Regions from separate parts of the Homo sapiens genome. Here region 1 is linked to region 2. A link is a loop called in an ENCODE intact Hi-C map of the cell type or tissue named here. Cell type or tissue: dorsolateral prefrontal cortex. All regions are shown on one strand.

Region 1 (2,500 bases), 110 kb after region 2:
TTAAATCATGAAACATAATGTAAATTGCCTGCCGCTGTGTCTGGCAGGTACTCATTAGGTGCTGGTTATCTTTGAATATTCACAATATACCATGTGCTGTAACATATATGAAAAAAGACTTGATTGCTGCTTTGAGTTAGATGAGTTCTCGTGCCGGCACAATGGCCCACACCTGTAATGCCAACACTTTGGGAGGTAGAGGTGGGAGGATTTGCTTGAAGCCAGGAATTTGAGACTAGCCTGGGAAACATAGTAAGATGCTGTCTTTACAAAAAAAAAAATGTTTAATTAGCTGGGCACGGTGATGTAGTTCCAGCTACTCAGAAGGCTGAGGAAGGAGGATCACTGGAGCTCAGGAATTTGAGGCTGTAGTGGGCTGTGATTGTGCCACTGTACACTCCAGCCTGGTGACAAAGCAAGACCCTGTCTCTAAAAAAAAAAAAAAAAGGTTCTTATTTTTGTGACTTGGCCAGCCTTCAATAATGGAGCTCAGTGATAGCCTAGATAACCCAAACAAAATAAAGCAAACATCACTTTGAGGTGCACCTCTGAATTTGCATCTGGGCATTACTGATTTGCAGTACTACCTTTGCATTTTATAGGCTGTAAACTAATTGAATTTGAGATTCCTTTCTTGGAGTCTCAACTAAAAGGCAGGAGAACTCATATTTTCATATTTGGGAGCACAGGGGTTTGGGGAAACAGTAGGTTCTTTTTAAATGAATATCCTTGGCAGCCATGCCCCCCACAAATCCTTTTTCTGCTTCTCTAGGAAAGGTGCTGGAAAGCAGCCAGCACATAGGAATTAAAAAGACAACCGGCACAGAAGAGAAATGTGTGCTAAAAATACTAAAACCAACAAGGATTCATCATCTGAAAGCAAAATAGGTTTTCTGTGTGCCCCTGCTTCTGGACTTGCTCACAGTCGTGATGGCTCTGTGTTATTTGGGGGTGACAGTAATTATGGAGCTGGAGTGCTCCTCGACAAAGACAGACAGAGCTCCTCGCAGAGGGATGGTTTCCATGGCAATAGCATCAGCATCTGAATGACTTCCTGTCACAACAAGTTGGTGATTTAATGAGTTCATTACTGAATTCCAAAGGAAAACCAGAGAGTGGATGAGCTACTGTTCAGCCCTCAAAGTGGCTAAGTCCATAGTGAGGGAGCCATTTCTACCGGGTGCAGCATCAGAACCATTAACAGCTCAGGGCCGTTACAAAGGCAGCCTGGGTGCTCCAGGGCGGGTGTGTGAAGGGAAGGCGACCCAGACTGTGAATCTGCAGCCACGTGGTCTGGCAAGGCCTCAGTGGCTGTTATTCCAAGAGTGTGAAAGAATCATATGAGTCTCCACTAGAAGCTTTCCCTGGTTCAAACCCAATAAAATTCATATCACAGGAGTTTAGCTCAGGGCTTCAGATGCATACTCCCAAGTACCCCAAGTCCTTTAGAAAAGACACCGAGAAAAAGAAACAGACCTTAAATTCTTATTGTGTACAGAGGAAAGGGAGAAAGCATTTCATCCTACTTTCTGTTCTTCAGTATTGTAGAGATTGACACTTATGTGGAACCCCAAAAAAAAAAAAAATCACCTGGATACTTCAGAAATTGGAGATGTCATTCATGTGGCGAATTGCATATAAAATTTAAGCTGAGAGGTTATGTATCACAATAAGAATGTATAATAATTGACCTTTCATGCTTTACTATCTTCACTAATTAAAGTCTACCATATGGCTGGTAGAACAATGTAGCCTTAGGCTGATCAATTAACTAGGGACCAGTTAGGGACAGAAGTAAGACAGCGGTCATGATTCTCTGTGAGTGTCTTCCTAATAAGAGGTGGAATGGTATTCCACTCCTCTCACGTTCCTTTCCCCATTAGTTCAATAAATATTTGATCCCTCAAAGGGTTTACGATCTAATAATGGGGACTGACTACATTCAGAAGGAAGCCTAAAACAGGAGAATAATATGCCACTGTTTACTGATGTTTCCTGGGTGCTGCCACTGAGCCACATGCTTTACATACGTTTTCTCACTTACCCTGTATAACCCCATGAGATGAGCATTGCTCCCATTTTTTATATGAGGAAACTGAGCCCTGGAGAGGCTGTGTAAGCCAGAGGTGCCCACAGCTGGGAAGTGCAGAGTTAGGACTCCAACTCGAGTCTGACTCCTTGGTTTGTGTCTTGCGCACTCTGCCCAAAGAGAGATGCAGACTCGGGGCCACAGGCATTCAGCGGGAGAGGCCAGAGAGGGGCAAGATGGAACAAAGACCTTGTAAGGGGAAGAGATGCCTCCTCCCCTTGCTCCCCTACACTAAGCAGAGACTCCATATCAATACGCAAGGCAGGTGGACAAGGTCTGTGCCCAGATATAGGAAACAGAGAAAACTTGGAGAAAGAGAAGTCACAGAGAACTAAAAATATGCATTTTATCAAATATTTTACCAGATCAACTAATAAAATGGGGAATTTGACTAATTTGGCCATATATATA
Region 2 (2,500 bases):
TTGAAAATTAAAGATTGATATCCTTTATAGATGTGGCTCCAAGGAGTCTTAAATTCCTCCCAATAAAAGAAAAAAGCAACAAACAGTAGGAAACTTAAAAATGTGTTTTGTCTAAGAAATTAAATCACATACTTTCACCCTGTAATTGTATTTTTTTGGCTTTTCAAGATGCTAAAGAAGGGAGCTTTATTTTTGCACTTGGGTGGAGGCGTAACAAAGCCATCTGTACAGTGGATTTGGCTACAAGGAAGGGAGCCATTTTGACTAAAAAGGGCTGCTGTACTGACGCCACATGAGATGACGAGTTAGTTTTTATTGCCTCATTGTCTTTAAACATTCTGTTTATATGTGAACTCTAGGTTACCATCACAAATTGCCCATGTGTCATGTTTCCCTTAAATGTTATGGTTTTTCTTGACCCATTGGGGTCCCTTGATGATCTTCTTGCACGTAGTGTGCAAACAAATCTGTATCGTGCAGCAGGCTGAAAAGGGAGAACACTGCAAGCACATGGTGTACTTTAGGAGTCCGCATGAGGACAAACCTAAAACAACTGAGTCAAATGAGGCATTGTGCAAGTTTTGCTTAGAGGAATTGGTGGGCACAGACGGGGATTTTTAAGAAGAAATAAAAGAAACCTGAGGGAGTCTGCAGAACCCATACTGTGGGCTTTGAACTAGAGGTTGAAAATCTTGGCTCTGAAAGGCCAGGGACTAGGGAGGGAAATAATATAATCAACCTAAGAGTTGGAACAGTTATTTAAGTAGCAGCAATAAATATACTGGGGCATGATGGCGATGTGTACAAGGAGTTCATCGAAGAAAGCAACTAGGGTTGTTTGGCATCTTGGAGACTGGTAGCAGAAAGGGAAAGAAAGGGGTTTACACTTCCATATTGTGGAAGAAGGAGTAAAGTGGTGGTGGAGAGGATATACAGGGGAAGAGCCAGTGATTAATTGAAGATCGCACCAAATTTGTTTTTGCTTGAGAAGTTGAGAAATATGGGTACCTGACAAAGGATCCTGAAAAAAAATAAGTATCTCTGACTTTACCATGCTTGGATGAAGTTGGCATTGAGGCGTTTATATAGTGTCATTGATTTGTGAGCACTGAAAAACTTTTAACAAAGATTCACAGGATATTAGTACGTAATCTGATTTACCCTTTACCCATGAATCTTTGAGAGTTTACATAGTGCCGCGGGAGAGGAGGTGCACAGGCTGTGTGTAAATCAGTTTGTAAATCCAAAGTGGCGTTACACCAGTGGCCAGCATGTATAATCTATGTAAAGTTAGGTTTCACAAGAAAACTATAGATGCTTATGGCATGATGTTCTGACTCATCTCGCTTCCCTTCAGCATTCCTAAAATATTTATCCAAAGATATTTGCATTTTGGCTTTCTTCTTTTCATGACAGTAGAGTTAAAACAGGACTCAGCTTCAGGCTCAGCACACACTTCAGTGTAGAATAATGAGCAGCTAGACAGCTGAAACAAAATGACTGATGTGACTCCCCACGCCATCTGTTGGTGGCAGGTGGAACTGACATGCTTTGGCTCTGGCTGATTTTTGTGCACACTTGCAAGTTGCCTGGTTGAGTTTGTAAGTAGAGGAGCTGCTATAATATCAAAGCCATCCACAACTCAGCCGGTCAATAACGTTTTCCTTTTTCTTTCTCTATTGTGAAGGTGTGGCGGGGCACCCTGGCCCGCATGCGGTACAAAAGAACCAAGGCAGCTCTGACAATAATCAGGTACTACCGGCGCTACAAAGTGAAGTCGTACATCCACGAGGTGGCCAGACGCTTCCATGGCGTCAAGACCATGCGAGACTACGGGAAGCACGTGAAGTGGCCAAGCCCTCCTAAAGTTCTTCGCCGTTTTGAGGAGGCCCTGCAGACGATTTTCAATAGGTAAGAACGTGCTGCTGTGTGCTGCATCCATTTATGGTGGCACAGTTAATACTATGCAAAGTCACAAGTCTGAGACCGTGATATTGACTCAGCTATTTGCTGTTATGACATTTACCTTTACCTTATGTTTTCAGTTTTGTAGATTTGGCTTTCAAAGAGCATCTGCTTACCCCTCAAAATAAAGGAACTGCCAATTTGTTTTTCCTGTAGCAGCTGACAGCAATGTGCCACAACCCCTGGACACAAGCCATAGTTAAGATAAGCTACTAGCATGCTGTTTCTACTTACTTTTATTAGCTAAAAATAAAACCACCACGCATAACTCAAACTAGAAAATCCATTAATCCTTTCAAAGCAGTGGTTCTCAATTCTGCTGCACCTTAGAATAACAAGGAGTTTAGGAAATATGCCAGCACCCAGGTCCTACCACCAGAGAGTCCTGTTTAATGGCGCTGGAGGGGTGGGGCCCAGGCAGAGGTCCTTTTTTAAAGTTTCCCACGTGATTTTAAAGTGCAGCCAAAGGGGAAAATAACTGTTTTTAGAGCGAGCTGTCTTTTAAATAAATAAAAACCCAAGTAAAATTTGGTAC

What was found. Peaks named below come from ENCODE experiments on the same cell type or tissue, not always from the same donor. Only the 100,000 strongest peaks of a DNase experiment are listed, where the experiment ranks them.
Region 1: a loop joins it to region 2, with 2.5 times the contacts of the local background. A loop is called at or near these places in 1 of 110 quality-filtered maps.

The regions. Positions count from the first base shown.
Region 1 is chr17:32,544,857-32,547,356 of GRCh38, reverse strand. All of the region lies in intron 21 of MYO1D (myosin ID), which reads left to right. Among named protein-coding and RNA genes, the nearest start is that of CDK5R1, 59 kb to the right of the region's middle. RefSeq lists an enhancer at 739-1,238. In dorsolateral prefrontal cortex, no CTCF peak of the experiment used is centred here; a DNase peak (open chromatin) is centred at 1,266; H3K4me3 peaks cover 953 bases; H3K27ac peaks cover 1,918 bases.
Region 2 is chr17:32,658,526-32,661,025 of GRCh38, reverse strand. MYO1D (myosin ID) reads left to right here. Exons shown (of 22, transcript NM_015194.3): 17 at 1,688-1,911. Among named protein-coding and RNA genes, the nearest start is that of CDK5R1, 170 kb to the right of the region's middle. In dorsolateral prefrontal cortex, CTCF peaks have their summits at 1,321 and 1,523 (motif pointing left); a DNase peak (open chromatin) is centred at 1,525; H3K27ac peaks cover 2,492 bases.